Regions from separate parts of the Homo sapiens genome. Here region 1 is linked to region 2. Evidence: chromatin contacts called from ENCODE Hi-C data. All regions are on one chromosome and are shown on one strand. Each heading gives the region's core, a stretch centred on a gene start or an enhancer-like site at or near the end of the contact. The rest is flanking DNA. Distances are from core to core; before and after follow the strand shown.

Region 1 (3,420 bases), core at 689-3,188, 2.0 Mb before region 2:
AATATTAAAAGAGATGATGGCTGATAATTTTCCAAGGTTGATGAAAAAAAAGTCCACTCTCAGTTTCAGAAAGTCCAACAAATCCCAAACAGAATAAAAGAAAATCGTATTTTGATATACTATAGTGACTGCAGAACACCAAAGACAAAAATGAGGTCTTAAAAGCATTCAGAAAGCCCATGTTCTCTAAGTCATGTGTGACTAATTCTCTCCAAAGAAAGCTACCTTGACTGCGGTTGAAGACTGCAGTATAAGATGCTGACCACTAAACAATACCTGCTTCTTATGTTGTTTTTTTTTTCTTCATTTCCTTTTAAATATCCTAAAAGTAGGTCAGGCGGGGTGGCTCATGCCTGTAATCCCAGCACTTTGGGATGCTGAGGTGGGTGGATCACTTGAGCTCAGAAGTTCAAGACCAGCCTGGGAAACATAGAGAAACCCCATCTCTACTAAAAATACAAAAAAAAAAAAAAAAAAAAAAAAAAAAAGCCAGGCGTGGTGGCATGTGTCTGTGGTCCCAGCTACTTTGGAGGCTGAGGTGGGAGGATTACCTGAGCCCAGGAGGCGGAGGTTGCAGTGAGCCAAGATTGCCTCGCTGCACTCCAGGCTAGGTGACAGAGCGACACCCTGTCAAAAAAAAAAAAAAAAAAAAAAAAAAATCCTAAAAGGTTTATTTCACTGGTTATAAAAAGGTTTAAAAAAGTGTAACTTAAAAAAATAAAAAACAACTACAAATCTCCCTATTACCAGAACTGCACAGAAATAAGGGATGGGACCAAGGGAAACGGCCATTTCGTACAAAAAAATAAATCACTGGATTTGTTTAGTTAGCAAACAGACTGAGCAGAGGGAGGGGAAAGAATACTCACTTGCAGTTGGTACAGGTGTAGAAGACAGTTTGCCCTTCATCGGCTGAACGCATCTGTCTGGTGTGGTATGCCATTCCTTCATGACCACATCGAGGGCAGCGCCTGTCAACCTGGGAAGAAACTGGTGGGTTAGGGAGGCCTGGTCATATCCCCTTACTTCCCACAGGAATCAGGCGATCACGCCTCTCAAACGTCGATGGTTTACATCTCTTTTCCCTCTTGGAATTGGGCACAAAACTCTCCAGAGCTTTGCAATCACTCCTCCATTTCTTTCCTACCCACCTTATGGAGCCAGTTCTTGATCTCATTAGCTTACCACAGGTCCCTGGCACTCAGGCCCTTCCTCCACCGACATAGGCATGGCTGTCCCCAGTTGGTGGAACACAACCGAAGTCTTCACAACCTTCCCCTCAAAGTCTGCACAGGCAAGTAAGAACTGGTTATGGAGACAACCAGAGAGAGCTGACACCGGAAACCTCCCCTTTCCCCTGGCTGGTTAGGCCAGGAGGCCCTACATCCTTTCCCTCAGTTTTCATCGCTAGACCAAATGTACAACCGCCTGATGTCCTGCTCTAGGATCCCCTCCTCAACCCAACCGATCTTGAGTTCCCCAAGCTTCCGACCCTGCGCCCTCCGCCAGGACCCCTGCGTACAAGCCTCTCACCCCGAACGTTGATGTTGAAGCCACAGCGAATACAGGTGACCGTATCCTGAGCCCCGGGCAGAGGCAGGACCGAGCCGCAATCTGAACAGAAATCCAGGTCCGACTGAAAGCTGGAGCAAGTATTGGCGAGGTCCATGACAGACATGCGGTCGGGTCTGAGGAGGGAGTTGGAAGTTTATTAACAAAAGAGAGAAGAGTTCCTGTCCCAGAGGTCGTAACTATTCTGTCCCAGGACCTAGGAGTATATAACCCGAACCCTCCTGCCACGCACGCCTCCTGCCTCTGCGACCAAGGAGCCGAAACGCCCGGAATTCCCAGACAGCGTCGGGTACTAAAGGACTTGGAACCCTTTCCAGGGGCCGGTGAGAGGAGTTAACCAACTCCGTGGGCTAGAGCGCCAGCTCTGCGCCCGCGGCGGGGCAGCGAGATAGAGCCGGCTAGAGCGTCAGGCTTTCGCGTTGACGATTGGCTGTGACGTCATAATTAATTGCGAACCGTGTCTCGGGAGCGTTAGAGATGGAGACTAACGTCTTCCAAGGGAGATTGCGTCTCCACTTTCACCCTGGTACTGAGAGGTTGAGCACAAAATTGGTAACCAATGCTGCGCTTCCAGCAAATTTTCCCACCAGCACCCAATCCTGGGATATTTATTCTCTTTGTCTCACATCCTACAGGAACGCAGTCGCGGGGTATATCCCCCTGAAAACCGTACGTTGCCAAATAATGATTTCTTTGGATTAGAGAACTACAACTCCCCTGGGTCCTGAGCCGGTATTTCCCTTTTGCGGCTGCACCGTAGTTAAAAACAAAGCTAAGTGTTCTGGGACGTATAGTTCTAGCGTTCCTTGGGTCCCGCTGGCGAGCGTGGGCTTTCTGCAGCTCGCAACCGGCCTCGTGCTTTGCGGACGGTTCACTGCGCTTGGAAAGGGGTGAGTCGGCTTTTTGAGGGACAGCAAGTGGTGAGAGTGAAGGCCCGAGGAATGCTTAGTCCCACGGGACGAAAGGAAGCAGGGATGAAGTGGTACACTTGAGAAGGGGTTCAGGACTTTGGAGGTGGTGGAACAGAGGAGCTTGGGGCTTCCTCTCCTTCGACTCCTGCCAGATAAGTGAGGCTAGCAGTAGTCAAGAAAGCTCATTAAGTAGGATTTCATAAGACTTAGGTCGAGTTTGGCTTTTAGTTGTGCCTGCCGCCTATCGAACTCTTAATTCATTATGTCATCCGTTAAGTGGACAGCTGACATTTCCCTGATCTTTTATAAAACATGAGAATAAGTATCTTTGGGAAATCTTTCTATTTTCATTAATCTGTAACTTATATTCCAAGTAGAAACTTTCCCTGAAGGGGCAGCTTGTAGTTGTTTACTAGTTTCCTGCTAGCCCTCCCACCACCATCCACTCTGATAGCTGTGCTAAGTTCATTCATATAAAAGTTCTGGAGCCATCACTGTTTTCTCCTATGAAGGACACAAGCTGTAGTCTTTTCGCTGGGAGAGGCTCCCATCTGCCTTTCTCTGTAATAATGGAGAGAACGCCATAGTGAAAGGGTTAAAACTCAGCAAACTGCTGAAGAGTGACAAGCCCTATCATTTAACTGTGAAATTGCTTGTTATTCTGTCTTACAAAGGGAGACGTGTTGTTGAGCTGATTGTCGTAGACAGTTTTTATTCTCACTTATCTGTGTGTCTCCTTTGAAAATGGAACTTGAAATTCTACCCTCCTCAGTTTTCTGTTTTTAATTTGAAAAACAGCCAACATCCCCTGTGAATTGCAGTAAAGGAACAAAGCATTAAAAGGCATATCCTTTTCCCAACAAAAGCTCACAGTCTAATCAGTAAAGATTTATTGAGCAACTATGCCAGGTTTTGAGCTGAGGCTGAGCCTGCAAAG
Region 2 (3,583 bases), core at 808-3,307:
GAACACCTGGCCCACCCAGGGCAGAAAACAATAGCATGAGCGATCTGTGCCTTAAGGACATGTTCATGCTGCAGATAACTAGCCAGAGCCCATCCCTTTATTTCGGCCCATCCCTTTATTTCCCGTAAGGAATACTTTCAGTAAATCTTATCACTGGCTTGCTGTCAATAAATAAGTGGGTAAATCTCTGTTCAAGGCTCTCAGCTCTGAAGGCTGTGAGACCCCTCATTTCCCACTCCACACTCTATATTTCTGTGTGTGTCTTTAATTCCTCTAGCGCCACTGGGTTAGGGTCTCCATGACCGAGCTTGTCTTGGCAGACAAGATTCATGAAAAGGGTAGTTGAAGATATGTAACAGTATTAATTCTCCAAGAGTATGAAATAAATATCACTAGGTTCAGACTGAACCTTGGAAAACAAACAATTTGAGTATAAGTAAGAACAAAATTTATCAATGATAAAGAAAAAAAAGGGGGGTTAGTTCCATGGTATATTAACCAGAGAGTCTCAATCCCTTATATTTTACTGGGCCATTTCTTTGATATTTCTGGTTATGTTTCCTAGATGCGCTAACCAAGTAGTGTCCTAATGCTTAATGAGCATGATCTCATTTACCATAGTAAGATGGGTGTAAAGTAGGCCCATATAATCCGAATGAAATTTCAATTATGCTGAGCAGCTGGTTCTATGACATGTTATCTCAGCTGACAGTACTATCTCCAGGTGTTTTATCACTTCTCATCTATTTAAAACCGAGTCCCCCTAAAGCTGGTAGCTTTAAACTAATAAATATTGATTGAGCATCTAGTGCCTTATAATATTGTGTTAGGAGGACTTACAAAAATGGGTAAGCAGATGTGTGAAGAAACGCTAGGAGAACAGAGAGGAACGAGTAATTAATTATGATGAGAAAGTTGGAGGTTAAAGAGCAGGGCTCCTGATGGATGAACATGTCTTGGTGGGCATGTTGCGGGAGGGGAAGACGGGTGAGAGTTTTGTTGGTGGAGAGGGAGACAGTCAGGGGAAATCCGGTAGAGACCACAAAGCAGAACAGAGACTTCAAGGGGCATGCTGGTAAAGGCTCCCATAGTACCTTGTGTTTCTCAAGGGCAGGGGGTCAGTGTTGGTTTAACTGCATCCTCGGCACACAGGAAATACTATTTACCGTGTCAATAAATTTCAGGACAAGCGGGGTTGTCCCCAAGTGTCCTACAAAACGGCGGTTACTCTTCCCAAGGGAAGCAGGGGATTGGGGATGGTCCTCGCAGCAGTTTCTTTTCGCAGACAATGGCAGATCTGAGACATGTGGCACCCCTCCCCGTTCCACCTGGCTGGAATGGGCAACTCCTCTTACCAGTGACCCCAAATTCAGGATCAGTAGGACAGCCCCCACCCCACGCCACCAAGCCCTCAGCGCTCCACTATGACGTCACGCGCGGCGGCGGTAACTATGGAGACCGCCAAACCCTCACTAAATGCGTAAGCGCGCCTGCGTTCCCAACGCCGAAGCTGGTTCTACCTTTCTCCGGGATTCCTCTGAGGGCCAAGGTCTGGTCACCCAGAGGCTGCTAATTTCAAAGGCAATATGAGAGGGACTGGATGTTTGGAGGGGGACACGGGGCTGGACATCTGGATCCCCAAACCCGGACTCACCTCTCGGACAGGGCTGATTCCGATCGGACACTTCCGGTGGAAGGACTGAGCGGCGCTACACTTCAAGAATTCCGTCCACAGGGACTTGTGAGTCTGCGCAGAAGGCGGGATGCCTTTGGACTACAATTCCAAGAATCCTTCCTGGGTCTCTTCGGGCGCAGACTTTTCGCCAAAGTCCTGAAGATCTCAGGGCTTGAAGGAGGGGGCATCTTTTTTCTCCATTGTAGTAGTGTGTCTTGCTAAATAACAGAAGGGACTCCTGAAAAGAAAATGACGTTGGCCGGGCGCGGTGGCTCACGCCTGCAGTCCCAGCACTTTGGGAGGCCGAGACGGGCGGATCACGAGGTCAGGAGATCGAGACTATCCTGGTTTACGCGGTGACACCCTGTGTCTACTAAAAATACAAAAAAAAAAAAAAAAAAAAAAATTGCCGGGCGTGGTGGCACGCGCCTGTAGTTCCAGGTGCTCGGGAGGCTGAGGCAGGAGAATCGCTTGAACCCGGGAGGCGGAGCTTGCAGTGAGCCGAGACCGCGCCACTGCACTCCAGCTTGGGTGACAGAGTGAGACTCAGTCTCAGAAAAAGAAGAAGAAGAAAAAGATACACACTCGAGCACACATTTTCTCAGCAAAGCAATTTACTTCTATAGAAGGGTGCGTCTCACGGATGGAGCAATGGCGAGAGCACACCTGAACAAGGGAGGGGAAGGGGTTCTTATCCCTGACGCAGGTAGTCCCTAGTGCTGTGTCGTTCCCCTACTGGCTAGGGTTGGACCGCACAGTCTAAGTTAATTCCGATTGGCTATTTTAAAGAGAGCAGGGGTATGAGCCGGAGTGGTAGGGTGAGCAGTTTCAGTGGGAAGGACGGTTACGGAACAGGTGACTAAAGGTGACTCAGGTCAGAGCAGGTGACCAGGGGTGACTCAGGACGGAGCAGGTCACCAGGGGAACAGATGTGAACTACTGATTAGAACTGGTGGAAAAGGTTGTTTACTGAAACTAGAGGCAAGGAGACGAGGAAAATGAGGAAGTTAAAGTTTAAAATGGAGAACAAAGAATTGAACATACTGACATACTGATTCTTTGAAGAGAAATTTAGAACTCACTGTATTTAACAAGGAGTTCAAGGCCAGCCTGGCCAACATGGTGAAACCCCGTCTGTACTAAAAATATAAAAATTAGCTGGGTGTGGTGGTGGGCGCCTGTAGTCCCAGCTACTTGGGAGGCTAAGACAGAAGAATCGCTTGAACCCAGGAGGTGAAGGTTGCAGTGAGCTGAGATCACGCCACTGCACTCCAGCCTGGGCGACAGAGCAAGGATCCATCTCAAAAAAAAAAAAAAAAGTTTATTCGGGAATAGGAAATTGCAATAAGAATAGACGTGCCAGAGTAAACTATGTTTCTATTCAGGGAGGTAAAGGAAGACAAAGGTTTTTAAAGGAAGAATGGGGAGGATTATTTAATTGTTTTGAAATCATTATTCTTGACTACAAAGATCGGTAACGAGGATGACACCAGTCTGAGGTTAGACAAACAGTTGCTGGGCGGATGTCCTTGCAGAGGTATTTTTGGTGTAAGATGGGTTTTGCAGTCATATGTGATAGTTTTCTTATGAGGCATACAAGCCTGAGAAGTGTCTCTTCATAGCCCTCCCTGGCTCTATCTGTCAGATTATTGCTTTTGTTTTTATTTTTTAACACTAGTGGGCCGGGCGTGTTGGCTCACTTTTCTAATTCCCCGCTTTGGGAGGCAAAGGCAGGAGGATTAATTGAACTCAGGAGTTCGAGACCAGCCTGGGCAACATAGTTGGGACCTCGTCTCTACAAAAATTAAAAAAAAAAAAAATTAGTCGGGGGTTGTGGAATGCACTTGTACTCCCAGCTACTCGGGAGGCTGAGGTGGGAGGATCGCCTGAGCCCAGGAGGTGGTGGCT

Evidence for each region. A loop is a pair of places that touch in the nucleus more often than their neighbours do. Pooled maps may share reads with other maps.
Region 1: a loop to region 2 is called in a map of CD8-positive, alpha-beta T cell, with 14 times the contacts of the local background. The contact joins the promoter of POLR1H here to the promoter of ZNF165 in region 2. A Hi-C loop is called at or near these places in 2 of 168 maps with a recorded cell type or tissue (CD8-positive, alpha-beta T cell and naive thymus-derived CD4-positive, alpha-beta T cell) and 8 of 50 pooled maps.

Annotation. Positions count from the first base shown.
Region 1 is chr6:30,059,783-30,063,202 of GRCh38, reverse strand. It overlaps POLR1H (RNA polymerase I subunit H), which reads right to left and starts at 1,938. Exons shown (of 4, transcript NM_170783.4): 1 at 1,534-1,938; 2 at 1,186-1,286; 3 at 870-979. The coding sequence starts at 1,678. It also overlaps the pseudogene POLR1HASP and a transcript of PPP1R11 not described here. RefSeq lists enhancers at 1,179-2,044, 2,045-2,911.
Region 2 is chr6:28,079,042-28,082,624 of GRCh38, reverse strand. It overlaps ZNF165 (zinc finger protein 165), which reads right to left and starts at 2,057. Exons shown (of 4, transcript NM_001376491.1): 1 at 1,655-2,057. RefSeq lists enhancers at 1,612-1,731, 2,532-2,601.